Linked DNA regions of Homo sapiens: all the other regions are linked to region 1. Evidence: chromatin loops called from intact Hi-C (ENCODE). Cell type or tissue: OCI-LY7. All regions are shown on one strand. Links, peaks and the distances in the headings refer to the core of each region. The heading gives the core; the rest is flanking DNA. Region 1 has its middle 27 kb from the start of OPRD1. Region 2 overlaps OPRD1 (opioid receptor delta 1). Region 3 overlaps EPB41 (erythrocyte membrane protein band 4.1).

Region 1 (10,542 bases), core at 1,433-9,432:
TGGCTAAGAAGTGACAGATTCAGACACTGGTCTGTCTGACGCAGAACCCAGACAGCTAGCCACTAACCAGCACCGCCTCACGTTGAGGAAAGAAGCAAACCACTCATGGTCCCAATGTGCTTTGCGACAGCTCATGAACTCCTCCCTGGGGCCCACATGTTATCACGCACGCCTCCACAGGCAGGAAAGCTGAGGGTCAGAAACACTGAGTGCCCTGTGCCCACAACTAGTAAGTGCAAGACTGGAAACTAGAATCCGTCTCCACTGAAAGCCCGTGTTGTTTGTGTGACACCCTCAGGCTGCCTTCCCATAGGATGATTTGACTGCAGGGAAGGGCTTTGGCAGCAGACCTCTGTGCAGGCTGGGTGTTTACCTTCCCCAGTCGGGAAGATGTCAGGGCTCAGTGGCCTCCTTCAAACCACAGTGTAGAGCCGGGTGTGGTGGCTCATGCCTGTAATCCCAGCACTTTTGGGAAGCAGAGGAGGGCAGATCACTTGAGGTCAGGAGTTTGAGACCACCCTGGCCAACATGGTGAAACTCCGTCTCTACTAAAACTACAAAAATTAGCCAGGTGTGATGGTGGATACCTGTAATCCCTGCTACTCGGGAGGCTGAGGCAGGAGAATCTCTTGAACCCGGGAGGCGGAGGTTGCAGTGAGCCAAGATCACACCACTGCACTCCAGCCTGGGCAACACAGTGAGACCCTGTCTCAAAAACAAAACAAAACAAAAAAGCACAGTGTTGAAGTATTGTAGACTTGATTGTACAAGGCTTTGACAAGGGTGGCTGCGGCTGTGGCAGCATTTAAGATAGCCTCAAATGTTCTAAAAAAACCAGATCCAAATGAAAAGGACACATCCTTTCATTCAACCAGTATGTATCGGGTTCATGACAGGCACAGTGCCAGGCACTGGGGAACACGGTAGATCTGGGTTTTAGCCTCGTGGAGCCTGTGATCCATCAGGAGAATCAGAAGTGGGCAGTGAAGGGCAAGGTCGGGACCATAGGAATGCATAACAGGGGTTCCTGGATGAGCCCAAGAGCTCCAGGGAACGTTTCAGGGAGGAATGATATTGAATTTTGATCCAAGTCATGAGCAGGGGTTAGTAGTTGAGGGGAGTGGAGTGTGTGTGTTGGAGCAGGGGGAGTAGTGGAGAAGGCCCTGACACAGGAAGAGAAAGCCCTGGAGGCTTCATGAGGCAGCAGGTTCGCCTTGTTCACACTCAAGCCCCTCGCACCACACCTGGCACGAATAAGGCACTCAATAAATACCTGGATGCCTGAATGAATGAATGAATGAATGAATGAATGTTTAAATGAAATTCAAACTAACTGAAGGAGAGTGGGGATAAAACACCATGAGATAGAGCCTGAGAGGTGTCAGGCGTCGGCCAGACCACACGGTCTTGATGGTCATGCTTAAAGGGCTTGGATTTTTTTTTTTTCTTGACACGGAGTTTCGCTCCTGTTGCCCAGGCTGGAGTGCAATGGTGCAGTCTCGGCTCACCACAACCTCCGCCTCCCAGGTTCAAGCGATTCTCCTGCCTCAACCTCCCGAGTAGCTGGAATTACAGGCATTCGCCACCACACCCAGTTAATTTTGTATTTTTAGTAGAGACGGGGGTTTCTCCATGTTAGTCAGGCTGGTCTTGAACTCCCGACCTCAGGTGATCCGCCCGCCTCAGCCTCCCAAAGTGCTGGGATTACAGGCATGAGCCACTGCACCCGGCGGGCTTGGATTTTATTTAAGAGAAATAAGAAGATATCTGAAGAATTTTGAGACATAGTATGATCCTATTTGCATTTTTAAAGAGGCACTTTGGCTACTGAGGAGAGAATGGCCTACAGAAGAGGTGGCTCAAGATGAGGGAAGTGGTGGGAACGGAGAGTCTTAGATTCAGGAGACACTGAGGGGATGGGATGCTCAGGACTCGAGTCGAGAGTGACTCGCACAGGCCTCTGGCTTAAGCAACGAGTTGGATGATGCAGACATCCACCATGACAGGGACCCTGGAGAGGAACAGGTTCTCTAGGGAAGATGAGAGTTTTTGTATACTTGAGGAGAAGATATCTTAAGAAACATCCAAGTTAAAAAAAAGTCACAAATGTTATTGGATATGTGGACTGGAGCCCAGAGAGAAGGCTATGGAGAGAGTTCTGAGTACTGATAACACCCAGATGGTAATTGCAACCATGGGAAAGAATGAGACCACTCAGGAAGAGAGGTTAGAGCCAGAGGAGGGCAGGGCCTGGAACTGGACCTTTAATGGCTACAGAGGAGAGGAATAGGACGTGGCAAATGAAACTAAGAAGAGGAGAGAGGCAGGTGGCAAATTGAAGAGTACTGGGTCAGACAATGAGGAAGGAGAATGTTTCAAGAAAAAATCACCCTCTGAATTAAGTAAAAATGAGGATTGAAATGTTTCCAGTGGACTTCACATGGAAGTGACGGATGACATTGGTTGCTATAAAAATATAAGCAGGGCCGGGCACAGTGGCTCACACCTGTAATCCCAGCACTTTGGGAGGTCGAGGCGGGCAGATCACCTGAGGTCAGGAGCTCAAGACCAGCCTGACCAACATGGTGAAACCCCATCTCTACTAAAAATACAGAAATTAGCAAGGCGTGGTGGCACACGTCTGTAATCCCAGCTACTCAAGAGGCTGAGGTAGGAGAATCACTTGAACCTGGGAGGTGAAGTTTGCAGTGAGCAGAGATCGCGCCACTGTACTCCAACCTGGCCGACAAAGCGAGACTCCATCTCAAAAAAATAAATAAATATAAAAATATGTGCAATTTTTTTTTGAGACGGAGTCTTGCTCTGTCACCCAGGCTGCAGTGCAGTGGTATGATCTTGGCTCACTGCAACCTCCGCCTCCTGTGTTCAAGCAATGCTCCTGCCTCAACCTCTAGAGTAGCTGGGATTACAGGCACGAGCCACCATGTCCAGCTAATTTTTTTGTATCTTTAGTAGAGACAGGGTTTCACCATGTTGGCCGGGCTGGTCTTAAACTCCTGGCCTCAAGTGATCTGCCCACCTAGGCCTCCCAAAGTGCTGGGATTACAGGCGTAAGCCACCACGCCCGGCCAAAGCAATAATTATTATTGTCTCAGCTCTGGGAAAGAAGACTGTGTTCTGGGGACAGGACTTGAGAATCCTATAATAAGGCTCTGGATGCCAGAGATCTTATTGGTTATTGCAATCCTTCCCTTTTCGGGGTCAGGATTTCTTGTCTTTGGGGTAAAGAAAAGCTGTCTGTGAAGAACTTCTTACACAGGGGGAAGAATCCTGGAATACACATTTGTGTGTGTGTGTGTGTGTGTGTGTGTGTGAGATACAGGGTCTTGCTCCAGATGAGTGCAGTGGCACAATCACAGCTCACTGTAGGCTTAAACTCTTGGCCTCAAGCAATCCTCTTGCCTCCTGTCTCCACTTTCCAAGTGCTGGGATTACAGGCATAAGCCACCTTGCCCAGCTGAAAACATGCTGTTTTTGTTTGTTTTGAGACAGGGTCTTGCTCTATCACACAAGCACGAGTGCAGTGGTGTGATCACAGCTCACTACAGCCTCTACCTCCTTGGTTCAAGTGATCCTCTCACCTCAGCCTCCTGAGTAGCTGGGACTACAGGCATGCACTACCACTCCAGACTAATTTTTTTCTTTTTTTGAGATGGAGTCTTGCTCTGTCACCAGGCTGGAGTGCAGTGGCATGATCTCGGCTCATTGCAACCTCTGCCTCCCAGGTTCACGTGATTCTCCTGCCTCAGACTCCTGAATAGCTGAGATTACAGGTGCTCACCACCATGCCTGGCTAACGTTTGTATTTTTAGTAGAGATGGGGTTTCACCATGTTGACCAGGCTGGTCTCGAATTCCTGACCTCAAGTGATCCGCCTGCCTTGACCTCTCGAAATGCCGGGATTACAGGCATGAACCACTGCGCCCAGCCCAGACTAATTTTTGAAATTTTTATACAGTCAGGGGGTCTCACTTTGATGCCCACACTGGTCTTAAACTCCTGGCCTCAAGCAATCCCCCCTCTTTGGCCTCCCAAAGTGCTGGGATTACAGCATGAGCCACCACACACAGCCTGAAAACACTCTTAAAGTATCAGCAAAGACCTATGATTTAGCAAAGAAACCACCTAGAATTCATGATTCATTCACTCAAGTTTATTGAGCCTCTACTATATGCCTGACACATAAATCTCAATTGAATAACTTTCTTCAGACCCTTCTGTATGCATTGCATTAATTTCATAAGACCGTTGTCCTTTCATTGCCTAGGCATGGTGGTTCACACCTGTAATCCCAATTCCCAGAACAGCCTGGGCCACATGATGAAACCCTATATCTACAAAAAAATACAAAAAATAGCTGGATGTTGTGGTGGGTGCCTGTAGTCCAGCTACTTGGGAGACTGAGGTGGGAGGATTGCTTGAGCCTGGGAGGCAGAGGTTGCAGTGAGCCGAGATCACGCAATTACACTTTAACCTGGGTGACAGAGCCAGACCTCATCTCAAAAAAAAAGAAAAGAAGAATGAATGTTGTCCTTTCATTAAAAATGTGAGGCTGGGCTCAGTGGCTCATGCCTGAAATCCTAGTACTTTGGGAGGCCGAGGCAGGCAGATCACTTGAGGTCAAAAGTTTGAGATCAGCCTAGCCGACATGGTGAAACCCCATCTCTACTAAAAATACAAATATTAGCCAGGCATGGTGGCATGTGCCTGTAATCCCAGCTACTCGGGAGGCTGAGGCACAAGAATCGCTTGAACCTGGGAGGCAGAGGCTGCAGTGAGCCGAGATCAAGCCACTGCACAGCCTGGGTGACGGAGGGAGACTCTGTCTCCAAAAAAAAAAACAAACAAACAAACAAAAAAAACAAGAAGTGAGGTCTCACCAGAACTTTTTATTTAATCTCCCACCAAACTCAGGATAACCCAGCCATCCTTGACAATTCATCATTCCCCCAGTTTCCCATGAGTCTGTTACCTCTACCCAGAATGTCCTCCAACTGGATAAATTCTCCTTATGTTTAGGCCCAGTTCAAATGTCATCTCTGTGAACTTTCCCCAAATGCCTCAAACTTAATCCTCCTTCCTCAGGGCTCCTAAGGGCCAGAATAGCACTTGTCTTCCCATATAGCGTTGGTGTCTCTGTGGGGCTGCAGTCTCCCTGACCCAGCTGTGCCTCTTCTTCTTCTTCTTTTTTTTTTTTTTTGAGACGGAGTCTCGCTCTGTTGCCCAGGCTGGAGTGCAGTGGCGCAATCTCGGCTCACTGCAGGCTCCGCCCCCCGAGTTCACGCCATTCTCCTGCCTCAGCCTCCCGAGTGGCTGGGACTACAGGCGCCCACCACGTCGCCCGGCTACTTTTTTGTGTTTTTAGTAGAGACGGGGTTTCACCGTGTTAAGCAGAATGGTCTCCATCTCCTGACCTCATGATCCGCCCGCCTCGGCCTCCCAAAGTGCTGGGATTACAGGCGTGAGCCACCTCGCCCGGCCGCTGTGCCTCTTCTTATAAGCCCGTAATAAATTTTTCAAAAATCACCCAACTCCACTCCCTCCCCGGGTCAAAACGGGACTCTGTGCCCAGACTGCAAGGCTCAGGCTGAGCAGCCATCTCAGAAAATACTTCTGTACTGCCACCTCCTGGCAAGATGGGGTATGACAGCTACTGATTCTGGCTTTTCTGGAGTTCTCTCAACTCCTTGTATTCTTTCATTCATTCGTTCTTTTGTTCCTTCTGTGCCAAACTCAGGTTATCTGGTGAGCCAGACAGACCTAGTTCCTGACCTCAGGGAATTTAGAATTTAGAGCAGAAGACACATTAGGAACTGGAATGTTATGGGAGCTATGATCCTGAATGTTTTGAGGCCACAGGAAATGGGGTGGCTTTGCCTATATCTAAAGCTGCCACCCCAGAGGCCATGACTGGGGTATAGTCTGAGCACGACATTGCCCTGCTATTTTGGCTACTAAGACTCTCACTTGGGAAGTGCATCTGTGACCAGGCCTGTCCTCCATATCCACCCTCTACACATTCTCCTGTGATGTTTTTTGGGGGACTCTGTCGCCAGGCTGGAGTTCAGTAAGGCGATCTTGGCTCACTGAAACCTCCACCTCCTGGATTCAAGCGATTCTCCTGCCTCAGCCTCCTGAGTAGCTGGAATTACAGGCACTTGCCACCATACCCGGCTAATTTTTGTATTTTTAGTAAAGACGGTTTCACCATTTTGACCAGCCTGATCTTGAACTCCCAACCTCAAGTGATCTGCCTGCCTCAGCCTCCCAAAGTGCTGGGATTACAGGCATGAGCCACCACACCCGGCCCTTTGTCATGTTTTTTTTTTAACATGATAACAACGGCCGGGCTTGGTGGCTCACGCCTGTAATCCCAGCACTTTGGGAGGCCGAGGCGGGCGGACCACAAGGTCAGGAGTTCAAGACCAGTCTGGCCAACAGAGTGAAAACTCTACTAAAAAACTACAAAAAAGGTGGGGCACAGTGGCTCATGCTTATAATCCCAGCACTCTGGGAAGCTGAGGTTGACAGATCACGAGGTCAGGAGTTCGAGTCCAGCTTGACCAATATGGTGCCCTGTCTCTACTAAAAAAACTACAAAAATTGGCCAGGCATGGTGGCGCGCACCTGTAATCCCAGCTACTCAGGAGGCTGAGGCAGGAGAATCGCTTGAACCCAGGAGGCAGAGGTTGCAGTGAGCTGAGATCATGCCACTGCACTCCACCCTGGGCAACAGAGCAAGACTCCATCTCAAAACAAAAACAAAAACAAAAAAAATTAGCCGGGTGTGGTGGTGTGCGCCTGTAATCCCAGCTACTCAGGAGGCTGACGCGGGAGAATCGTGTGAACTGGGGAGACAGAGGTTGCAGTGAGCTGAGATCGCGCCACTGCACTCCAGCCTGGGCTACAGAGCGAGATTCCGTCTCAAAAAAAAAAAAAAAAAAAAAAAAGATAACAATTAAGAAAAACAGTACACCATACTAAAAACAACTCAGCATCTCTCTCAGTTCCTCTGAATGGCTGGGTCCTGGAATCCATTTCATACCTTCTTGAAGTGAGCTGGAAGAGACCTTCACTTTCATTTATTCATTCTGTAGATAAGCATTGAGCATGTATTAGGTACTAGGCATTGTGTTAAATGCTGAGGGGGTAACAGTGAACAAGAAAGCAAATGGTGTATACTCTCATGAAGTTTATGTTCTCTGTAGGGAGAGAGAAAACAAAGTAAGTACACAACTTTTAAGTATTTCTTGTTAATAGGTGGTACATAATGTGATCCAGAATGCAAAAGGATGCACAATGAAAAGCTCCCCACTCTTACCCCAGCCGCCTAGTGCGCCCCCATAGGGCAAGCAATGTTATCAGTTTCCCCTGTAGCCATCCAGATATAACATATACATGTACAAGCAAATGTATTCTCTCCCTCATTCTTGTTATACAAATGGTGGTATTTTATACACTCTGTGCTGTACTTTGGGTTTTTTCCACTTACCAATATATCTTAGAAAGCATTTTTTTTTTTTTTTTGAAATGGAGTCTCACTCTGACGCCCAAGCTGGAGTGCAGTGGCGCAACCTCGACTCACTGCAAGCTCCACCTCCTGGGTTCACGCCATTCTCCTGCCTCAGCCTCCCAAGTAGCTGGGACCACAAGCGCCCACCACCACACCCGGCTAATTTTTTGTATTTTTTTAGTAGAGACGGGGTTTCACCGTGTTAGCCAGGATGATCTCGATCTCCTGACCTTGTGATCCGCCTGCCTCGGCCTCCCAAAGTGCTGAGATTACAGGCGTGAGCCACTGCACCCGGCCAGAAAGCATTTTATATCAATACATGGATTCTTACCTTTTGTTCAGTTGTATAGTATCCATTGTATGAGTATTACATGATTTAAAATAATGTTACAGGGCCGGATGTGGTGGCTCATGCCTGTAATCCCAGCACTTTGGGAGGCCGAGGCAGGCGGATCACAAGGTCAGGAGATCGAGACCATCCTGGCTAACATGGTGAAACCCCGTCTCTACTAAAAAAATACAAAAAATTAGCCGGGTGTGGTGGTGGGTGCTTGTGGTCCCAGCTACTTGGGAGGCTGAGGCAGGAGAATGACGAACTCAGGAGGCGGAGGTTGCAGTGAGCCAAGATTGCGCCACTGCACTCCAGCCTGGGCTACAAGAGCGAAACTCCATCTCAAAAAAAAAAAAAAAATCCCAGCTACTCAGGAGGCTGAGGCAGGAGAATCGCTTGAACCTGGGAAGGAGGCTGATGCCATGGCATGGGTAGGGTGACAGCAATGGGGGTGGAGAAACACTGGCGATGTGGGGATTTATTTTGGAAGTGGAGCTCACAAGACATGCTGATGGGAGTGGGTTAATCTCACAGATCATGCAGCCCAGGTCCCTCACTTCCCAAACAGGCCAAGCCTAACGACTTGCTTGTCACAGGTCAGAGCTCTGTAGTGGTGGATCCTGGCCTAGAATCCAACGTTTCTGACTCCCACATCAGTGTTCTTTCACTTTAGTGAAGCAGAAGGAGTTGGAATTTGAGTAGAAACTGTAATCTTGAAATTCTATGCGCCAATAATTACTGACATATTCCTTTTTGTTGTTGTTGGGCAGCTTTCTGTTGGCTTTCTTGACTCCCTGCCTCAGGGTAGAAAGACACAGATCTGGGGTGGGTGGAATCTCAGATATACCACACCCTGTGGCCAGCCTGGAGCAAAGGGGACAGGCAATGTGGGGGATGGGGATGGTGAGTGTAGAGAGGATATTCGGGAGACCTCACTGATTAGGTCGTCCCTGCTGTAAAACCTGAAGGAGGTGAAGAAGTAAGTGGGCCTTGCAGATATATGAGGGAAGAGTATTCTGGGGGAAGGGGCAGCTGGGAAGAAGATCCTCTAGCAGGAGCCTGCATGTCTGGAGGCCACAGTGAGTGGAGCAGACAGGAACAGCGGGAGGTAAGGAGAGACTGGAGATGGGCCTCAGATGGTCAAGGCTTTGTCGGCCGTTGAAGGGTTTAGCGTTTACTCTAAGTGAGATGGGGGCCATGAGAGGGTGAGCTGAGAAGCGACGTGATTTGGTGCACATTTTATGGGATCCCTCTGCTGCTGTGTGGAGAACAGACTGGAGGAAGCAAAGGTGGAAATAGAAACTAGCCAGGAGATTACTGCAATCGTCCAGATGAGAGGATGGTGACTTGGCCCAGGATGGATATGGTGATAAGGGAGGAGACCACCCCTCATATCGTCTTATACCCAATTTCTGCCTCCAAAGAAAGAAGAAGTAAAAACTACAAGGCAGAAATGAAATCCACAAGCAGACAGCCCGGCGCCGTGCCCTGGGCCTGGCAGTTAAGATCGACCCCTGACCTAATCTGACCCCTGACCTAATCGGTTATGTTATCTATAGATTCCAGACATTGTATGGAAAAGCACTGTGAAAATCCCTGTCCTGTTCCGTTCAGATCTGATTACCGGTGCATACAGCCCCCAGTCACATACCCCTTGCTTGCTCATTGGATCACGACCCTCTCACGTGGACCCCCTTAGAGTTGTGAGCCCTTAAAAGGGTCAGGAATTGCTCACTCGGGGAGCTCAGTTGTTGGAGATGTGAGTCTTGTCGAAGCTCCCGGCTGAATAAAGCCCTTCCTTCTTTAACTCGGTGTCTGAGGGGTTTTGTCTGCGGCTTGTCCTGCTACAGTGAGACATGGTCACCAAGAAAATATAACTGACTAATCTGATGTAGGATGTGACAAAGGGAGCCAAACATTACTCCCAGGATTTGGTCTGAGAAACTGGAAGGATGTGTTCATTATTAATGAGATGGAGCAGATGAGGAAGGACAAGGTTTGTGTTTAAAAGTGTTGGGTTTGAGGCCAGGCACAGTGGCTCACGCCTGTAATCCCAGTACTTTGGGAGGTCGAGGCGGGCAGACCACCTGAGGTCAGGAGTTCAAGACCAGCCTGGCCAACATGGTGAAACCTTGTCTCTACTAAAAATACAAAAATTAGCTGGGCACAGTGGTGGGCACCTGTAATCCCAGCTACTCAGGAGGATGAGGCAGGAGAATTGCTTGAACCCAGGAGGTGGGTTGCAGTGAGCCAAGATCGTGCCACTGCACTCCAGCCTGGGTGACAGAGGGAGACTCTGTCTCAAAAAAAAAAAAAAAGTGTTGGGTTTGAGATGTTGCCAACATCCAGGGGAAAGCCTGGGTTGACAGTTGAATATACGAGTTCAGGAGACATCTCTGGGCTCTCTGTATTTGGGGGTTGTTGGCACATGGGTAGTGACTAAAGCCACAGGCCTGGACGAAATCTGGTGAGTGTGGACAGAAGGTCAAGGACTAAGCCCTGAGATCAAAGACAAAGAACTGAGGAGGAACCGGGCCAAGGAGACTAAAAAGGAACAACCAGTGAAACAGGAGGAAAATCAAGAGGCATGCTGTGCCAGAATCCAAGGGAAGGAAGGAGAAAAGCATCAACAATGTCACAGGTTGCTTATAGATCAGAGAAGATGAGGACTGAGAAT
Region 2 (10,542 bases), core at 1,347-9,346, 62 kb before region 1:
TTACGACTTTGTAGATATTGTCCACTGCTAAGCCAAAGAACATACTATAATTACATTTTTTAGTGCAGACATTTAAGTTTCCCAGAGGTAATAATTGCGCCAATTTTCTCCACTTGCTTAGTTCTGTGTACATATTGCTAAATCTCCTCAAACATTCCAAAAGACCTATAAGATGTCTCTTCCATCCAATTGCATAATCTACCAGTTCTTTTTGTTTTCCTAGTGAGCTATGAGCTATGTCCTGGACCTTTCCTCCCCACTTTCTTTTCTTTCTTTCTTTTCTTTTTTTTTTTTTTTTTTTTTTACATGGAGTTTGCTCTGTCGCCCAGGCTGGAGGGCAGTTGCGTGATCTCGGCTCACTCCAAGCTCCGCCTCCCAGGTTCATGCCATTCTCCTGCCTCAGCCTCCCAAGTAGCTGGGACTACAGGCACCCGCCACCACGCCTGGCTAATTTTTTGTATTTTTAGTAGAGATGGGGTTTCACTGTGTTAGCCAGGATGGTCTCCATCTCCTGACCTCATGATCCGCCCACCTCAGCCTCCCAAAGTGCTGGGATTACAGGCGTGAGCCACCACGCCCGGCTTCTTCTTTTTTTTTTTTTTTTCTTTTTTTTGAGACGGAGTTTCTCTCTCATTGCCCAGGCTGGAGTGCAATGGCGCAACCTCCGCCTCCCCGGTTCAAGCAATTTTCCCGCCTCAGCCTCCCGAGTAGCTGGGATTACAGGCATGAGCCACCACGCCCGGCTAATTTTGTATTTTTAGTAGAGACGGGGTTGCTTCATGTTGGTCAGGCTGGTCTCGAACTCCCAACCTCAGGTGATCCGCCCGCCTCGGCCTCCCAAAGTGCTGGGATTACAGGCGTGAGCCACGGTGCCCGGCCTCCTCCCCACTTTCCATCTGCACTGTTTGCTTTCTATTCTACACCAGCTGCGCACCTGTCCTCCTCGGCTAGAGCACCCGTTTCTTGGCTTGCAAGTCTTCCTCTGTCTTGATCTATGCCTTCATTTTGGTGGAAGACATCCTCTAATCACTTCCTGAGACAGGGCACATAGGAGGTAGAATTTTTACACCCTTGCTTGTCTGAAAATGTCGTTATTCTATCCTAATTTCTGATTTCTTTGACTGGAGATGAAATGGTAGGTTGGAAGTAATTTTCCATCAGAATTTTGAAGGCATGGCTCCCTCATTGTCCAGACTCCAGTGTTGCCACTGAAGCATCTAAAACCATTCTGATTCCTGATGTTTTGTATGTGATCTGTCCTCTCTACCTGCATAACTTGTCGGTTCCTCTCTTTATCCCTGGTAGTCTGACACTTTGTGACGGTGTGCTTTCAAGTGGCTCTTTTTCATTTCTTTTGGGCCCTCTAAGGGTAACCACTCAGTACTTGTTACCTTCCTTCCTTCCCCATCTCTCCTAGGTGAACTGGCAGCTCCGTGTGTGTGTGAAGATTCATGTCCTTCAGTATAAAACGTTCTCATACCATTTCCTCCCCTTTGCCTTCTCTGGGATCCCTGGAAAATCCCTTAGTCAGATATTGGGCCTCCTGGATAGATCCTCTAATTTCCTCACATCCTCTTTTGTTATATCCTCTGGGAAATTTCCTTTTTGTTATCTCTCGATTCTTCCATTGACCTTTTATTATTATTATTATTATTATTATTATTATTATTATTATTATTATTATTTTGAGACAGATCTTGCTCTGTCACCAAGGCTGGAGTGCACTCGTGTGATCACAGCTCACTGCAGCCTCAACCTCCTAGGCTCAATCAATCCTCCCACCTCAGACTCCTGAGTAGCTGGGGTCGCAGGTGCACCATCATGCCTAGCTAATTAAAATTTTTTAGGTTGGGCACAGTGGCTCACGCATGTAATCCCAGCACTTGGGGAGGCTGAGGTGGGTGGATCTCCTGAGGTTAGGAGTTGGAGACCAGCCTGACCAACATGGAGAAACCTCATCTCTACTAAAAATACAAAATTAGCCAGGCGTGGTGGAGCGTGCCTGTAATCCCAGCTACTCTGGAGGCTGAGGCAGGAGAATCGCTTGAACCCAGGAGGTGGAGGTTGCGGTGGGCTGAGATTGTGCCACTACACTCCAGCCTGGGCAACAAGAGTGAAACTCCGTCTCAAAAAAATAAAATTTGTAGAGATGCAGTCTCCCTATGTTGCCTAGGCTGGTCTCGAACTCCTGGGTTCAAGTGTTCCTTACACATTGGCCTCCCAAAGTTCTAGGATTACAGGCACAAGAGATCATGCCTGGCCCCTGTCTTTTTAAAAAGTTTGACTCTCAGCTGGGCGCCGTGGCTCAAGCCTGTAATCCCAGCACTTTGGGAGGCCGAGGTGGGCAGATCACGAGGTCAGAAGATTGAGACCATCCTGACTAACACAGTGAAACCCTGTCTCCACTACAAATACAAAAAAATTAGCCAGACGTAGTGGCGGGCACCTGTAGTCCCAGATACTCTGGAGGCTGAGGCAGGAGAATGGCGTGAACCTGGGAGGCGGAGCTTGCAGTGAGCCGAGATCGCGCCACTGCACTCCAGCCTGGGCGACAGAGCGAGACTCCGTCTCAAAAAAAAAAAAAAAAAAAAAAGTTTGACTCTCATGTTTTATTTTTCCAGTGCCCTTTCTTCTTCTCTTGTTATTCCTTTTTCATATAGCACTTATAGTATCTTATTTCAGGGACATGATACCTTCTCTTAACTCTCCGAGGATGCTAAGAAGCCTTGTTTAGTATTTTCTTCTGCTCTCTGCATCTTTTACTTGCTTCAAACATTTTTGTTCCTTCATCTGCTTTAGCCTTCCTCTCTTATCCTGGAGAATTCCTTCAAGTATCTGGTGATATATAATATAATTAAACGCTGATTTTTAAATGAAGCACTAAATAACTGGCAGCTCCGTGCGTGTGCACGTGTGCGTGGGCACGTGTGTGTGCCCCTGTGTGTGCGTGTGTGTGTGTGCATGTGTGTGTGTGTATGTGTATCAGTGTGAGGGCTCTGTCAACTGGTGGGCTTCACTGTAGGGGAACTGAGTGATGATCTGGCTTTTACACTGAGGCACATGTAAATATCAATTTCCGTAGGTCTCTTCTCTGGCCTTCAGGCCTTCAGAAAATAATCTCCCCATCTCTCACCCGGGTTGCATACCTCTGGCTGCCAGAATTCTGTTGGCAGAGCTGGAGAAAGGGCCCGGGAGTCCCCCCATCTCCCCATTAAAAAAAAAATTAAAATAGAGATGAGGGTCTCACTATGTTGCTCAGACTGGTCTCCAACTCCTGGGCTCAAGTGATCCTCCCACCTCAGCCTCCCAAAGTGCTGGGATTACAGGCATGAGCCACCGTGCCTGGCCTCCTGCTCCCCATTTACCTTTGGTATCTTGTCCTGACCCTTTCTGTGTCTGCTGGCCCTGAGTCCAGACTTCCTCCATGTTAACTTCTCCAGGAAAAGAAAAAACCTTGCCTTCTTGCAGAGTGGAGGGTAGCCATCTGGTTGTGCAGGATACAAAGATGGGGGTGCCTAACAGTCCCAGTACTCCCTCTAGACAATCATCCTCTTGCCCCTGTTTTCTGTCCCACACCTCACCCCTGCTGTCATTCCTCTTCCAGTTGTTTCTCGTGGTCCAAATATGTATTGACATCTCTTAGAGAAGGTAAACTGAGACACAAGAGGCGAGGTGATTTATCCAAGGTCATATGACCAGTAAGTGGCAGAGCTGGTATTGAACTCAGTCTAAGTGCCAACATCTGGTAACCACTCAGTACTTGTTATCTTCCTTCCTTCCCCACCTCTCACAGTGAAAAAGAATGTGAACTTACTATAAACTGGGGTTTGCTCACTCATCTAACAGGTATTAAGTGGACACTTGAACTGTGCCAGGCACTGAATAAGTGATCTAGGAGTAATGGCGACAGTCTGGCCTCTTGAAATCTGTGACCTTAGGGAGGGGGCAGACATTGAACAAACTGCTGCATTAATTAATGAACAGTTACCTGCTATTACCAAGATGCCATGAAGGATAAGAACGGAGTATATTGATGGACACTGCCTAGTGGGGGTGACAGGCTGGGGAGTGTGGAGGGACCCTGGCTTAGATTAGAAGGTCAACAATGGCTTCTCTGAGGAGGTGTGCTATGAACTGAATTCAGTTCCCTCAAATTCATATACTGAAGCCCTAACTCCCAACGTGATGGTATTGGGGTTTCTCTTGCTGTCATTTTTTTTTTTTAGACGGAGTCTTGCTCTGTCCAGGCTAGAGTGCAGTGGCACGATCTCGGCTCACTGCAACCTCCGCCTCCCAGGTTCAAGCGATTCTCCTTTCTCAGCCTCCTGAGTAGCTTGGGATTACAGGTACCCGCCATCCCGCCCGGCTAATTTTTGTATTTTTAGTAGGGAACAGGGTTTCACCATCTTGGCCAGATTCGTCTGGAACTCCTGACCTCATGATTCACCTGCCTTGGCCCCCAAAAGTGCTGGGATTACAGGCATGAGCCACCGTGCCTGGCAAATTTTTTTTCCAATAACTGGGTTTTTTTTGTTTTTTGTTTTTGGCTTTATTCTGCAGTTTACATATGAGAGCCCTAAGCCCAACACAACACTTGATTTTCTGGTTTTATTTATTTATTTTTATTTATTTATTTTTGAGGCAGGTTCTCACCCTGTTGCCCATGCTGGAGTGCAGTGGTGCAATCATAGCTCACTGTAGCTTTGGCCTTCTGGGCTCAAGCGATCCTACCTCAGTCTCCCAAGTAGCTGTGTTTACAGGTGCACACCACCACACCTGGCTAATTTTTAAATTATTTGTAGAGACAGGGTTTCACCATGTTGTCCAGGCTGGTCTCAAACTCCTGGGCTCAAGCAATCCACCCACCTCAGTCTCCCAAAGTGCTGGGATTACAGGCCTGAGCCATTGTGCCCAGCCTTTATTATTCTTTCAGTATCCATGTCCACAGAGACTGCTTCTCCCAATAACACATGCCATTTGATCCTCAGCTGGTACATGTACAACGTCAAAGAACCTGGGCCCTTCCATTTAAGTGCACTCATGTCAATTTGGGCTGGACCTCTGCCCTGGTCCTGTCACCTCTGAGGTGTCCTCAGGTCAGAAATGCAAACAGGCTCGGCTGGGCGCGGTAGCTCACGGCTGTAATCCCAGCACTTTGGGAGGCCAAGGCAGGCAGATCACCTGAAGTCAGGAGTTTAAGACCAGCCTGGCCAACATGGCGAAACCCCATCTCTATTAAAAACATAAAAATTAGCTGGGCATGGTGGCGGGCACCTGTAATCCCAGCTACTCAGGAGGCTGAAGTAGGAGAATTGGTTGAACCCGGGAGGCAGAGGTTGCAGTGAGCTGAGATCGCGCCACTGAACTCCAGCCTGGGCCACAAGAGCCAAACTCCGTCGGAAAGGAAAGGGGACAGGAAAGGGGAAAGGAAAGGGGACAGGAAAGGGGACAGGAAAGGAAAGGAAGGGAAAGGAAGAAAGTAAAGAAAGGAAGGAAGGAAGAAAGAGAGAAAGAGAAAGAAAAGGAAGGAAGGAAGGAAGAAAAAGAAAGAAAGAAAGAAAAAGAAAGAAAGAGAAAAGAAAGAAAGAAAGAAAGAAAGAAAGAAAGAAAGAAAGAAAGAAAAGAAAGAAAGAAAGAAAGAAAGAAAATGCAAACAGCCTCCATGTGATACAACTCTGAATAAATACAATGGGGCCTTTGGGATGGTGGGATTACTGCACTTACAAGAGAGGCCCCAGAGAGCTTGCTCGCTCTCTCTCTCTCTTTTTTTTTTTTTTTCTTTTTTTGAGACAGAGTCTTGCTCTGTCGCCCAGGCTGGAGTGCAGTGCTGTAATCTCGGCTCACTGCAACCTCCACCTCCTGGGTTCAAGCGATTCTCGTGCCTCAGCCTCCCTAGTAGCTGGGATTACAGGCGCCCACCACCACGCCCAGCTAATTTTTGTATTTTTAGTAGAGATGCGGTTTCACTATGTTGGCCAGGCTGGTCTCCAGCTCCTGACCTCAGGTGATCTGCCCGAGTTTGCTCTCTCTCTCTTTCTCTCTGCCATGTGAGGGCAGTGATGAGGCAGCCATCTAGAGGCCAGGAAGACAGCCCTCACCAGAACCTGACCGTGGTGGCAGCTTGATCTTGGGCTTCTGTCCTTACGAACTGAGAAACTAAATCTCTGTTGTTGAAGCCATCCAGTCTATATTTTGATCTAAGACACAGCAACATTTCTGCCAGGTTGGAAGGATGAGAGTTAGCCATGTGAAGTGAAGGAGGAAGGTTGGTCCAAAGAGAAGGAACAGCATGTACAAAGTCCCTGTAGCAGGAAAGAGCCTGATGGGCTGCAGGAATGGTCAGAAATCACATGTGACGACAGTGTAGTGAGCCAGAAAGGAGGCAACAGGAGAGGCGGCAGCGGAAATCTGCAGGAGTCAAATCACACAGGGCCTTTGGGCTATGGCAAGAAGTTTGGGTTTACTCTGAGTGTAACAGGAAGCCATTGAAGACTTTAAACAGGGAAGTGATGTGGTTCATTTATGTGAGTTTCTTAAAAGATCACGCTGACTACTGTGTGGAAGCCAGATGGAGCACAAGGCAGTAGGGAGCCAGAGACCCAACTTTCTAGAAAGAGAAATTGTTTATGGCTCCATTTCCCAAAACTCTACTGTTGTTCTCTAATTTTTTTTTCTGTTACAAAAGGTTGTGGATATGAAGTTGGGCCTTTCCCTTACACCATATACAAAAATTAACTCAAAATGGATCAAAGATGTAAGAGCTAAAACCATAAAACTCCTAGAAGAAAATATAGTGGGAAAGCTTCATGACACCAGATTTGGCAATGATTTCTTGTGTTTATTTGTTTGTTTTTCTTTCTTTTTTTCCTCTTTTTTAAATTTCTTCTTAGATTTGGCAATGATTTCTTGGATATGACACCAAAAGCCTAGGCCACAACAACAACAACAACTACATTAAGTTGGACTATATCAATTTTTTTTTTTTTTTTTGAGATGGAGTCTCACTCTGTCGCCCAGGCTGGAGTGCAGTGGTGCAATCTCGGCTCACTGCAACCTCTGCCTCATAATTCTCCCGCCTCAGCCTCCCAAGCACCTGGGATTATAGGCTCCCACCAGCATGCCCGGCTAATTTTTTTTTTGTATTTTTAGTAGAGACAGGGTTTCACTATGTTTACCAGGCTAGTCTTGAACTCCTGACCTCAAGTTATCCACCTACCTCGGCCTCCCAAAGAGCTGGGATTACAGGCATGAGCCACCGTGCCTGGCCCCAGCTAATTTTTGTATTTTTAGTAGAGACGGGGTTTCACCATATTGGTAAGGCTGGTCTCGAACTCCTGACCTTGTGATCTGCCCGCCTTGGCCTCCGAAAGTGCTGGGATTACAGGCATGAGCCACCATGCCCGGCTGACTATATCACATTTAAAACTTTTGTGCCTCAAATGACACTATCATCCCAGGACTTTGGGAGGCCAAGGCAGGTGGGTCACCTGAGGTCAGGAGTTTGAGACCAGTCTCTCCAACATGCTGAAACCCCATCTCTACAAAAAAATACAAAAATTAGCCGAGAGTGGTAGTGCACACCTGTAATCCCAGCTACTCGGGAGACTGAGGCACAAGAATCGCTTGAACCTGGGAGGTGGAGGTTGCAGTGAGCCGAGATTGTGCCACTGCACTCCAGTCTGGGTAACACAGTGAGACTCTGTCACCCCCTCAAAAAAACAAAAACAAATGACACTGTCAACAGAATGAAAAGGTCACTCATGGAATGGGAGAAAAGATTTGCAAATCACATATCTGATAAGGGGTTAATATCCAGACTATATAAAGAATTCCTACAACTCAACCAAAAGCAAATAAGTTAATTAAAAAATGAACAAGGGCTGAGCACAGTAGCTCACATCTGTAATCCTAGCACTTTGGGAGGCTGAGGTGGGTGGATCGCTTGAGTCCAAGAGTTTGAGACCAGCCTGGCCAACATGGCAAAACCCCATCTCTACAAAAAATACAAAAATTAGCTGGGCATGGTGACATGCGCTTGTAGTCCCAGCTACTTGGAGGGCCGAGGTGGGAGAATCGCTTGAGTCCTGGAGGTCGAGGCTGCAGTGAGCCATGATTACACCACTACACTCCAGCCTGAACGACAAAGTGAGACCCTGTCTTGAATATTTCCCTAAAAAAGATATACAAATGGCCAATAAGCCCATGAAAAGATGCTCAACATCACTATCATTAGGGAAATGCAAATCAAAACCACAATGAGATACCACTTCACACCTATTAAGATAATGAAAAAAAAAAAAAAAACAGAAATCAAGTATTGGCAAGGATTTGAAGAAACTGGAACTCTCGTGTACCGTTTTTGGAAATGTAAAATGGTGCAGCCACTGTGGAAAACAAAACTGTAATTCCTCACAAATCTGAAAATAGAATTGCCTCTTATGATCAATCCAACAGTTCCTCTTCTGGTAGAAGAATTAAAAGCAGGGTTTTGAAGAGCTGTGTGTATACCCATGTTCATAGCAGTATTCTTCATAATAGCTAAAAGGTGAAAGCAACCCATATATCCATTGATAGATGGAGAAACAAAATGTGGTATAGACATACAATGGAATATTATTCACCCTTAAAAAAGAAGGAAATTTCTAGCCTGGTGGCAAAGCCAGTTTTACAAAAAATACAAAAATTAGCCGGGCGTGGTGATGCACGTTTGTAGTCCCAGCTACTCGGGAGGCTGAGGTGGAATGACTGCTTGACCCCGAAGTTGAGGTTGCAGTAAGCCGAGATCACACCACTGCACTCCAGCATGGGCGACAGAGCAAGAGCCTGTCTCAAAAGACAAAAAAAAGAAGAAGAAGGAAATTCTGACACCTGCTACAACAAGGATGAACCTTGAGGATATCGTGCTAAATAAAATTTGCCAGTCAAAAAAGACAAACACTGAATGATTCCACTTACATGAGGCACCTAGAGTAGTCACAGTCATAGAGGCAGAAGCCCTGGGGTTACGAGGGGCTAGGGCAAGGGGAGGATGGGCAGTTACTGCTTAAATGGTATGGAGATTCAGTTTGGGAAGATGAAAAACTTCTGGAGACGAACGGTTGTGATGGCTGCATAACAGTGTGAATGTACTTAATGCCACTGAACTACACCCTTAAAAATGGTTACAATGGTATTTTTTATGTTGTGTATATTTTATCACAATAAAAAAGGCGGTAATCAAGAGCTGTCGCTGTGTTTATTTTCTAAGCTTGGGAGTGGGGTGAGGGGGTCCTTTCGAGCCATTCAGATCTTGGCTCCCCAACATACATAGCTCAGTGATCTTGAGCAAGTCACTTCACCTTTCTGAACCTGCTTCCTTGTTGGTAATTTCAGTGTAATGATGCTTTCTAGGAGCCGCACGTGTGAAAGCGTGCAGCATACAAGCCAGTGTGTAGTTGAAAATTGCAGCCCTTTTGGTACTCCCTGACCTGGTATTTTTCTTTTTCTTCTTCTTTTTTTTTTCCCAAGTAGCTAGGACTACAGGTGCGTGCCATCACACCAAACTAATTTTTTTAATTATTATTTTTTTAGAGATGGGATCTTGCTATGTTGTCCAGGCTGGTCTCAAACTCCTGGACTCAAGTGATCTCCACTTCAGCCTCCCAAAATGTTGGGATTACAAGTATGAGCCACTACACCTGGCCTGCTTTTTTATTTTAGGGTTTAATCATCACCCTTTGGATCCAATCAGGGGGTAGGGACTGGAAAGCTCTGGCTGAACCTCTGTTGACCGTGAGATACCTTTGTGAAACCCTTTGCTTTCTTTCTGATTCCAAATCCACAAAGCTTCCTTAGCACCAAGCACTGAGTGGCTATGCGTGTTCCTTTCGGAGCCCTACACTCCTCTGTTAAACAAGCCCCCACTGCAGAAGGATCATCACCACCTCTATTAATTTTCTTTCAGTTTGATGGAGACTGGTTGTACCCTGGCACAGCCAGGCCACATTCAATCCACACTTGTTCCTGGGCCTCTGGAGAGCTGGGCTTCTCAACTGAATACCCAAGTGCTGACTGACAAGTAAGCTCCTGGTAAGAATGTTCTCCCCAGGCAAAGCCAGAGCAGTTGGTCAGAGCGGCCGACGTCTAAATGCCCGGTGCTCAGGCCGGGTGCAGTGGCTCATGCCTGTGGTCTCAGCATTTTGGGTGCCAAGGCAGGTGAATTGCTTGAGCTCAGGCGTTGGAGACCAGCTGGGGCAATATGGCGAACCCCCGTCTCTACTAAAAATACAAAAGTTAGCTGGGCGTGGTGGCGCATGCCTATAGTCCCAGCTACCCCGGAGGCTGAGGTGGGAGGATCGCTTGAGTCTGGGAGGTTGAGGCTGCAGTGAGCCATGATCATGCCACTGCACTCCAGCCTGGGCAACAGAGTGAAACCCTGTCTCAAAATAAAAATAAAAATAAAAATAAGGCCGGCACAATGACTCATGCCTGTAATCCCAGCACTTTGGGAGGCTGAGGTGGGTGAATCACTTGAGGCCAGGAGTTCAAGACCAGCCTGGCCAA
Region 3 (10,542 bases), core at 1,519-9,518, 250 kb before region 1:
TAATCTATTTAACAGGTTATTTGGTGTATTTTTAAACTCAGTTGGGAACCCCATCTTTTTCCTATATGGTACTCTATGTACTCTTTGTACCATACTGAATTAAAACAATCTATTTCTATGCTGGTCTCCCCTATAAGACTGAATTCTCTAGGAGTAAAGAACAAAGACCATGGCTTATTCATCTTTGTGTTTTTGCTTCTGGCATAGTGCCTGGCATAAATATGATATCCAATAAATATTTGTTGAATAAGGACATAAATTACTACATCAAATACTACCAAAAAGAGAGTATTTTTCCCTTTGAGGTAATTGATTTCAATTCAGCAAACATATACTTTTATGTAAGGGAGCATTAGATTTTAAGGTATTCTCTTATTTTGATGCAATGGATTTAAATATGCCATCCTACAAGTAAGTATACTGGCTGCAGCTGAAATCTATACCACAGTTATTAGACATTCAAAAATCACTTTTTTACTCCTCCTTGCTCTTTTTAAAAAATTCTACTTTTGTGGTTTGATTTTAAAGAAGGAGAGATGATGAAAGCATAAATAAATGTGTTAATGCCAATAATTAAGATTCTTTAATTGGGTGTAAAATGTACCCTCATGTTTTATTTTGAAATAATTGAAATATTAATTTCCTTGAATTTTCTTCTCGTTGACTGTGCTATAGTGCTATTATATGAAAATATAAATAGAAGGAAAAGATATCAGGATTATCTCTCTCTCTCTTTCTCTTAAAGAATCAAGTTTATTTATGAATGAAATGACGTGAGGCCTGGGATTTGCTTCAAAATAATCTCGGAAGTAGGGGGAAGGAGTGGATAGGGATATAGAAGAAACAAGATTGGCTTTGGGGTGATAATTATTGAAGCTGGGTGATAAGTACAAGGGGATTTTATTGTACTGTTGCTACATATGAAATTTTCCATAATAAAGAAACGTTCTTAAAAAGGCAAACTGGGCCGAGTGCAGTGGCTCACGCCTGTAATCACAGCACTTTGAGAGGCCAAGGCGAGTGGATCACTTGTCAGGAGTTCGAGACCAGCCTGGTCAATATGGTGAAACCCGGTCTCTACTAAAAATTTAAAAATTAGCTGGGCATGGTGGTATGCATCTATAGTCCCAGCTACTTGGGAGGTTGAGGCATTGCGCCACTGCACTACAGCCTGGGCAACAGAGTGAGACTCTGTCTCAAAAAAAAAAAAAAGGCAAACTGATAAATAGCCAACTTTCCTTTCAATACAAGTAATTACTTGTCTAAGGTCTGTCTTCTCTACTAGACTGGGTGTTCCACCAGGAGAGAGACTAGAACTATCTTGTAGTATATTCCCAATGCCTAACATGGTGCATACAAGAAGGGTAAGCACATAGAAAATGCTTGGTAAACGAACTCAAGGGGTTAATAATATGGCCTCTTGGCACAGTGGCTCACGCCTGTAATCCCAGCACTCTGGGAGGCCGAGGCGAGCAGATCACTTGAGGTCAGGAGTTCGAGACCAGCCTGGTCAACGTAGTGAAACTCCATCTCTACTAAAAATACAAAAAATAGCCAGGCGTGATGTTGGGCATCTGTAATCCCAGCTACTTGGGAGGCTGAGGCAGGAGAATCACTGGAACCCAGGAGCAGTGAGCCAGGATCACAGACTGCACTCCAGCCTGGCAACAGAGCAAGACTCCATCACAAACAAACAAACAGCAGAGGAAATACTTTCTTCTGTCTTCTGATTATCGGGTACTATTGGGCTTCAAATATGGTTCTGTGTGCTCCCTTTCTGGGTTTCATTAGAGTGAAGCTAACAATCAGCTTCAAGGTTGGCCAGGCACGGTGGCTCACACCTGTAATCCCAGCACTTTGGGAGGCCGAGGTGGGCAGATCATGAGGTCAGGAGATCGAGATCATCCTGGCTAACACAGTGAAACCTCGTCTCTACTAAAAATACAAAAACAAAAACTAGCTAGGTATGGTGGTGTGCACCTGTAATCCCAGCTGCTCAGGAGACTGGGGCAGGAGAATTGCTTGAACCCAGGAGTAGGAGTTTGCAGTGAGCCGAGATCCGCCACTGCACTCCAGCCTGGGCGACAGAGCGAGACTCTGTCTCGAAAAAAAAAAAAAAAAATCAGCTTCACATCTTTAACCTTATAGTATAAAAGCTCCACAAAAAGTAGTCAAGCATTGCTTAGAGAAATTCCATGTGGAAAAAAAAATTAGCAAAAACAAAAAAATAAAAATTCCGTCCGGGCACAGTGGTTCATGCCTGTAATCCCAGCACATTGGGAGGCCAAGGCAAGTGGATCACCTGAGGTCAGGAGTTTGAGACCACCCTGACCAACATAGTGAAAGCGTGTCTCTATTAAAAATACAAAAAATTAGCTGGGCATGATGGCGGGTGCCTGTAATCCCAGCTACTTAGGAGGCTGAGGCAGGAGAATCACTTGAACCCGGGAGGCGGAGGTTGCAGTGAGCCGAGATCGCGCCACGGCACTCCAGCCTGGGCAACAAGAGCGAAACTCCGTCTCAAAAAAAAAAAAAAAAAAAAAATCACACGTGGAGGTAAGTGAGGGTAACTCCCCTTAATCGGACTGACTTTAGCTACAATTAATGCAATCCCAGAGTCCCTGGTAAATACAGGTTCCCATTCCTTACTCCTCTCTTCCTTCTACCATACACAGACAGGTGCTTTGGAAATGTTGAGGCATACTTTTCAACCCAAAGGGAGAGAAATGGATTCATTTTGTCTTGCTTAAGATGATCTCACCTGAGCTAAATAAAAGAGTGCCAGTCATACAATGAAAGGAATTTTAATAGCAGGCTTAAAATAGAAACGTTATAAATAATTTATCCTTGAAAAATACTTAAGTGAGAATAATACCTGAAAAACGTGTGATGTTCTACACAGACTTTCCATAATTTCTTAGCTGCTCGGTAACTGGGAAGTTTGAATCCGATGGTACTTTCATACTGCTCTTGCTACAAAAACACAAATAAACATGGGACATGAAGTATTACATGTGATACAGTACCAGATTACAGTGATACAGTACCAGAGAAATATGGTGCCACAGAAGAGGCCATTGTTACCAATTTAAGGACATAAAATGTCATTTGGAATTTTTTCCTACTTACTGAAAGAAATTCACTCACTGAGGGTGGCTTTTTCCAAAGCAAGAAAGCCAGGGAATGCATCTCATATAATTTAAGCTTTTTTTTTTTTTTCCAGAAAACACACACACATTCATTATACATTTTTCTGAGACACAATTAAGTCACCTCTTGATTGTCCAGACACTGCTTTTCCTTAGTCACTATCTGCATTTGGGACACTGTTCAATGAACAGGGAATGGGATATTGACCAAGTCCTCCAATCAATCAATATTATTATGCAATAGAAATTAGTAATAGGAGCTAAAGATTTTAGTTCAAGCCAGATTTTTAAATCAATTTTTTAAATTGACAAATAAAAATTGTACATACTTATCATCTACAACATGTTGTTTTGAAATATGTATACCTGCCAGGCACGGTGGCTTACGCCTGTAATCCCAGCACTTTGGGAGGCCGAGGTGGGCAGATCACAAGGTCAGGAGTTCAAGACCAGCCTGACCAACATGGTGAAACCTCATTTCTACTAAAAATACAAAAAAAATTAGCCGGGCATGGTGGCACGCGCCTGTAATTCCAGCTACTCAGGAGGCTGAGGTAGGAGAATCACTTGAACCTGAGAGGTAGAGGTTGCGGTGAGCTGAGATGGCGCCACTGCACTCCAGCCTGGGTGACAAAGCGAGACTTCTTCTTCCAAAAAAAAAAAAAAAAAAAAAAAACAACAAACAAACAAACCCAAGAAACACGTATACATTGTGAAATGGCTAAATTGAGCTGATTAACATATGTATTACCTGACACACTTATTATTTTTTTGTGGTGAGAAAACTTAAAATCTAGTCTCTTAGCAATTTTTCAAGAGAACAATACATTGTTATTAATGATAGTCACCATGTTGTACAATAGATCTCTTGAACTTATTCCTCAGATTCTTGAATCATTAAATATTTCTTTTTTCCTTTGATTGATCATTAATTTATCTAGATTCCTCTTATACTGAAGCAAAACATATTCTCCCAGGGTTACTAGAAACACTGTCCTGCTGACCTCTTGCCTCTTTATTTCTACTTTAAGCATATTTTATAAGATGGAAAGGAAACTGACATTTATTTTGAGTGCCTACTATTGCCAGTAACACTATGATTAGATAATATCATCTATATTTTTAGACATGAAGAAACTGAGGTCAGAGAAGTTATTTGCTCAGACTGACAGCTATGAAATGACAGAACCAGATTTTTACCCTCTTCACCATACCATGCCACTGCTAAATCATCTACTGCTGCCACAATACTTTTTCTCAAAATCCTGTTGTTCCTGATTGCCTTCTAAATAAGAATTCTACATTTTTAGAAGCTAAGGATTTCCCATTTTCATATTAACGTGTGTGAGGGATGAGATTCTAATTTGCTGTTATATTCCTAGTCCCTAGAATAGTGTCCAACACAGGAAAGCTCTCAATAAATATTTGTTGATTGAATAACTCTTGAATTTGAAATTTTAAGGGAAGACACTGACTGCTCTGTGCTAGGCATAGGTAAAATAATTATGGTACAAAATAAATGCTTCTATGGTAATCCCTATCCAAGATTTTTAAGGCTCCACATCCAGAATTTGCAGGCACAAATAATTAGCCATTATTCACCAGCAGATGGTGATATATACACACAAAAGCCACCTTAGGTTAGTATCATTTCCTATATAGAACTTACACAGCTGTCATCTCATTTGATCTTCAAATAACTATGATGGAGAAGGTATTATCCTGCCCAAATGACAAGGAAGCTGAGCCTTAGATTTGTCCAGGTCTTTTGCTTAGTATGTGGCAGAAAAGAAGTCAGAACTTTTTAAAAAACTTTAATTCCTACTTAAACAATTTTATGCTATTCCATAATGGCTCTTCAATACAAAAGTTAAATTTGGCCAGCATTAGTATATCCCCAAACCAACTAATAAATGAATTAACTGGTACAAAGTTGAACATCCAACTCTTATTAAAAATCTAGAACTTGGCCCTAGAACTCACTCTCAGTAACCACGAGAAGCTATGCATACAAATAAATTTTAATTATATGAGATAAAGGATTGGTGATGCCAAACATGAGTAATTTATCCCTATAAATAATTTTAAAATCTCATGCTACTCAATTTAAAAATATTTTTCCATTAAGTTTTTGCTTGGCGTAAACAAGGAACAAATGTATCAGTCCAAGTTTAACTTTTTGCAATGGTATATTTACTTACAAAAAGTGAAATGTCCAGAAGACCAGTAGTAAGGAAAAGAAGTAGCATCACAGGACTGATCAACTTAGAAAACGGAATTATCAGCCCTTCAATAGTTAACTATAGAGAGACTTCTCAGATGACTTAATAAGGAAAATGGAAATGTAGATATTTCAGATACAGACTGTGTCTGGTTTGGGAGGAAGGAAATATAAATTCTGTACCTCTCCAGGCCGAATCTTGATGAAAAAGCTACTACGTTTATAAGAAATCTTCAGCACTTTGGGCCAAGGGAAGCGGTTAATTCTCAGCTTATCTTTGTAAACCAGAAGGCCACTAGAGCAGACACCTAGGATGATATCTACTCCTTCCAAGTCCTGAAAAAGAAAAATGTTAGGATTTCAGTCTGGAGCAAAGTACTCAATACACTGTTGACTATTACTAGATAATCTGAAGATAACAACCAAAAACAGTTACAAAACATACAATGAAAAATAAAGCTCAGCCTAACAGTTATAATTTATGGACCTATTATGTTTAAATCAGCAGTCATGACTTCCTGGAGAGCAGGGCTTAGAGCTATGTATACTACCAAATATACACGCACAATTATTAATTCTTGTTTTTTTATGATAAAGTGTTAACAGCTCCAGAAATGATGTTAAATGTAGGAGTTGACTCTATTCCTATATAAACTCAGCATAAGACAATCTTAGGTTCTTAAAATTGATGTTAAGTATATTAAATTAAAAATATGATCCCTAAGTCAAGAAGTTACATTAAGGCACAATGAAATCATATTTATATGCCTCTTTATTAAAGACAACTTTAAAAAATTAAATATGTAATATTAATCATCTATGTCTATAATTCAAAGAAAATAAATTTCACCTAAGTTAGTCCCTACAGCTAACAGTTTGTTTAGCTAAGTAATCAAAACACAAAGTTAAATGCTTCTTGACTACTCTTTCCCCCAAAATGAGTATAGAGAAATATATTAGTGCCTACACGTGTTATAACAGAGAAGCAGGAATTACATACAGTTCCAATTCAGTGACTATGTAACTGAGAATTTCCCAGAAGATGCCCTCTTAAATTTTTAAAGCTTGTGGGTATAACTACATTTCACTTTGGAGAAACAATTTGCTTTACAATATTTGGGAAGGGAACATGCTGCCTGACTCCATCAATACCTGAATTGACACCAGCTTCCAGCAGGAATTGTGAAGCAAAATCTAACCATTTCAGTTTTAGAAACATACCTAATCTGATGTACTGATCTTCCTACAATATACTTTAGAGATTCATAGAAGTTGTAGTACCCAGCCCAAAATAATCCAGAACAACTTTTTTCTTTTTTTTTTTTTTTTTTAAGACAGAGTCTCAACTGTCACCCAGGCTGGAGTGCAGTGGTGCAATCTAGGCTCACTGCAGCCTCTACCTCCTGGGCTCAAGCAATCCTCCCACCTCAGCCTCCTGAGTAGCTGGGACCACCAAAGGCACGTGCCACCATGCCTGACTAATTTTTTGTATTTTCTATGGAGACGGGATTTCACCATGTTCCCCAGTCTGGTCTTGAATTCCTGAGCTTGAGCGATCGGCCGCCTCAGCCTCCCAAATTGTTGGGATTACAGGTGTGAGCCACCACGCCTGGCACTGGACCTCCCCAGCAACTTTAGTAGCTGAAGAAGAGAGAAGTAAGGAGACTTTCCTTAAGGATTCATTCTGTTAGGCTGTATTAGGTAGAACTAGGATTAAAGCTCAAGTTTCCAGGGCCCTACCCAAGTGGTTTTTGAATGAGCCACTGTGGTTCATTCAGTGTGCATCAGAACAACCTGGAGAACTTAAAATGGATTGCTGAGCTCCACCTCCAGAGAGTCTAACTCAGCAGGCCTGGGATGGGGCCTGAAATGTGCATTTCTAACAAGTTCCTAGGTGATGTTAAATGTTGCTGGCTCAGACACCATACTTTGAGAACCACTACTCTAGGCCAGTGGTTCTCAGATTCAGGCATGAATTAGAATCATTTGGGTGCTCATTAAACCAAGACATTCTAGAACCTCGCCTCCAAATTAATTCCATACATCTGAGAGAAGCTCAGGGATCTACATATTTAATGAACATCCTCAGTGATTCGATGTAGGTGATGCTGGCTGTGAAACAGGACTTGCTGCCCACTGCTCTATATTTTCAAATGTTACTGCATGTTAGGAAAATCAATTTCTTTTTCTCTAGGGGCTATCTTTTGATCTTAACAGTAGCTTGGATATGAAACTTTATTCTGAGGGTGGAATTGCTATGGGGCAAATTCAATTGATACAGTTGACTGATTTAACTGATACACTTAAAATGCTAACAAGAGGCCGGGCACGGTGGCTCACGCCTGTAATCCCAGCACTTTGGGAGGCCGAGGCGGGCGGATCACGAGGTCAGGAGATCGAGACCACGGTGAAACCCCGTCTCTACTAAAAATACAAAAATTAGCCAGGCGTGGTAGCTGGCGCCTGTAGTCCCAGCTACTCAGGAGGCTGAGGCAGGAGAATGGCGTGAACCTGGGAGGCGGAGCTTGCAGTGAGCCGAGATCATGCCACTGCACTCCAGCCTGGGAGACAGAGCAAGGCTCCATCTCAAAAAAACAAAACAAAACAAAAAAAAGCTAACAAGAAGTACTATTTCTCTCTCTTTTTTTTTTTTGAGACGGGGTCTTGCTCTGTCGCCAGGGCTGGAGTGCAGTGGCACAATCAGGGCTCACTGTACGCTCGATCTCCTGGACTCAAGTGATCCTCCCGCCTCAGCCTCCCCAGTAGCTGGGACTACAGGCATGAGCTGCTGTGCCCAGTCTACTATCTCTTTTGAATGTTTTAAAATACCCCAGATGTTGTTAAAAAGTATTATATGACACAGATGTGATACATACATAACAGACATGTATCATATAATATCTTCCACATGCATATTAATAAAGGGCAAAGTTATCATTACCTTTGCTTTATGAAGATCAACTCCATACATAGACAACTTTTTGGCATTCTCAAGAAACTCCAAGTCAGCCTGAGCTGGAGTCATGGACCTTTGATAGAATAAAAACATAAAATTCTTTCAGTGTTATAGTGTCATCATTTACAGTAACATTTATATATTCACTGTATTTTAAACACATGAACATATACATACCACTATATTAAGATATATTTCCTAGTCCTGAAAGTAGGTTATTATGGAACAGAACCCATCACTGCCTGTATCTAAATAATTAAAATATACCTTAGAAAAAGACAATGTGAGCAAACAAAAAGTCACCAAAAAGCTGCAAAAAAAATTTTTTTAATCCTACTAAACAATTTCCTTAAAGCTATTTCATCTATCATTAGTTCTGCCCCCTTCTCTTCACTCTTTTTCTCCGACATACATAAGCTCCTCCCGCTAATTTTTCTTGCCAAGGAGATGACCAAATTAAATCCTCAGAGGGCATGGTGTAATTTACAATATCCTCTTATAGCTGCCTTTTTCTCTCCATACCCCTGAATTGAGTTATGGAAATTAAACAAGAGGGCAGCTGATGTTACTTAACTGAGGACTCTTAATCGGGGCAGGCTTGATGAAAAGAAAATTTCTGGTAACAGATGGTGTCCTGCCCACTGATATAAACAAAATAAACTGGTTCACGGAAGCACATAGATAATGGGGCTGTTTTCTCTGTTATTAATATGTCTTCATTACCAGGCATATAATGAATTAGATTTGTTTGAAAACAGTCAGTCTCACTGTCTAAACACTCGCTGTGACAGTCTTTTCTTCTCCTCTATAAATTTCCCGTCTTTTGAAAAGTGTTCATGAGCTGTTATATAGAGCTTTCAAAGACAAAAATATCACTCCTAATGCTGCACAATTCAGACCAATCAAGTATAACTTAACAGTAACAATAATGCAGGCACATCCCCAAGGAAAAAACAGTAAACGCCAGTTTCCCATAAGACTGCCTCAAGCTACAGAAAGCTGCAGGGGTCTCTTCATTTCACAAGGAAAAGTCTCTTCCAAATCCATCTGTCTTTACCCTAATTAAAAGGACAAAGGATTCCTTGGAACAACAACCACCAAAATATGTATACAACAGGAGACAGGGTGCAGATTTGCTACTGATTTAGCCTTCATGAACAAACTTATTTTCACAAGCACTGAAGCATCACACCTAATTCTATTTATTAATGAACCTGAAATTGAAGATTAAAAAAAGGAGAATGGGAAAATTAGCCCCTTATGCAAGTCTGTATATTCAAGTCATTAAAAACATTTCAGGAAAGTTTTGTAGTTTTTAATTTTTTTCCATCTAAGTTACATTTTTTTCTAGTTAACATTACTCCTATTTTATGTTTCTGTTGTTGTTACTGTTATTGACGAGATGAATTTTAGAATTTTTTTTTTTTTTTTGAGACAGGGTCTCACTCTGTCACCCAGGGTGCAGTGCAATGGTGCAAACACAGCTCACTGCAACCTCCACTTCCCAGGCTCAAGTGATCTTCCCACCTCAGACTCCTGAGTAGCTGGGTCTACAGGTGCATGCCACCATGTCCAGCTAGTTTTCTTATTTTTCGTACAGAGGGGGTCTCAGTATGTTGCCCAGGCTGATCTTGAACTCCTAGGCTCAAGCCATCCTCCAGCCTCAGCCTTCCAAAGTGGTAGGATTACAAGCGTGAGCCACCACTCCCGCTGAATTTTAGGATTTTGAAGCTGGAAAGGAGCTTGAAGTTTAAAGAGTACAATAATTTCATTTTGCTGTTGAAGAAACAGGTTCTCAGGGATCACATTACCACAGGCAAGTTAGGACCCTTAGTTGAGACAGCAGACTTAAGTCAAAACTCAAGTCACAATACTTGGGCTGGAATCCAGGCTTCAGTACTTGTAAGTGGCCAGCCAGTGTCTCCCTCCATCTCCTCTATAAAACGAGAATCATAATAATGCGTATTTCTAGATACTAGGATAGGCAATGACTTTGTTTTTGCTGAATGAATGAATGTTACTATTGGGATCGAAATGAGATGATGGTTGTAAAACTGCTTTATAGACATGAATAGTTATTATTGCAGCCTTAGCTTTCTGATAGTCCAGTGGTTCATCTACACACAAATCATAAAATTAAGAGACACAATTTGGATCACTTGAATTTGAAGACAAATTTTAAAACATTAAGTAAAGCAATTATGATAAAATCTTCC

What was found. A loop is a pair of places that touch in the nucleus more often than their neighbours do. Peaks named below come from ENCODE experiments on the same cell type or tissue, not always from the same donor. Only the 100,000 strongest peaks of a DNase experiment are listed, where the experiment ranks them.
Region 2: a loop joins it to region 1, with 10 times the contacts of the local background. A loop is called at or near these places in 10 of 110 quality-filtered maps.
Region 3: it touches region 1 in a loop (3-fold over the local background); 71 of 110 quality-filtered maps call a loop at or near these places.

The regions. Positions count from the first base shown.
Region 1 is chr1:28,780,379-28,790,920 of GRCh38, reverse strand. No RefSeq gene overlaps it. Among named protein-coding and RNA genes, the nearest start is that of OPRD1, 27 kb to the left of the region's middle. RefSeq lists an enhancer at 5,126-5,175. In OCI-LY7, for the core only: CTCF peaks have their summits at 5,438, 5,659 (motif pointing left), 7,177 and 7,376; DNase peaks (open chromatin) are centred at 5,190 and 5,620; H3K4me3 peaks cover 764 bases; H3K27ac peaks cover 322 bases.
Region 2 is chr1:28,841,927-28,852,468 of GRCh38, reverse strand. The region is part of intron 1 of OPRD1 (opioid receptor delta 1); the gene reads right to left. Among named protein-coding and RNA genes, the nearest start is that of OPRD1, 35 kb to the right of the region's middle. In OCI-LY7, for the core only: CTCF peaks have their summits at 5,877 and 6,089 (motif pointing left); a DNase peak (open chromatin) is centred at 6,068.
Region 3 is chr1:29,028,257-29,038,798 of GRCh38, reverse strand. EPB41 (erythrocyte membrane protein band 4.1) reads right to left here. Exons shown (of 21, transcript NM_001376013.1): 8 at 8,312-8,399; 9 at 5,554-5,706; 10 at 2,876-2,973. Among named protein-coding and RNA genes, the nearest start is that of TMEM200B, 90 kb to the left of the region's middle. In OCI-LY7, for the core only: CTCF peaks have their summits at 4,546 and 4,751 (motif pointing right); a DNase peak (open chromatin) is centred at 4,778.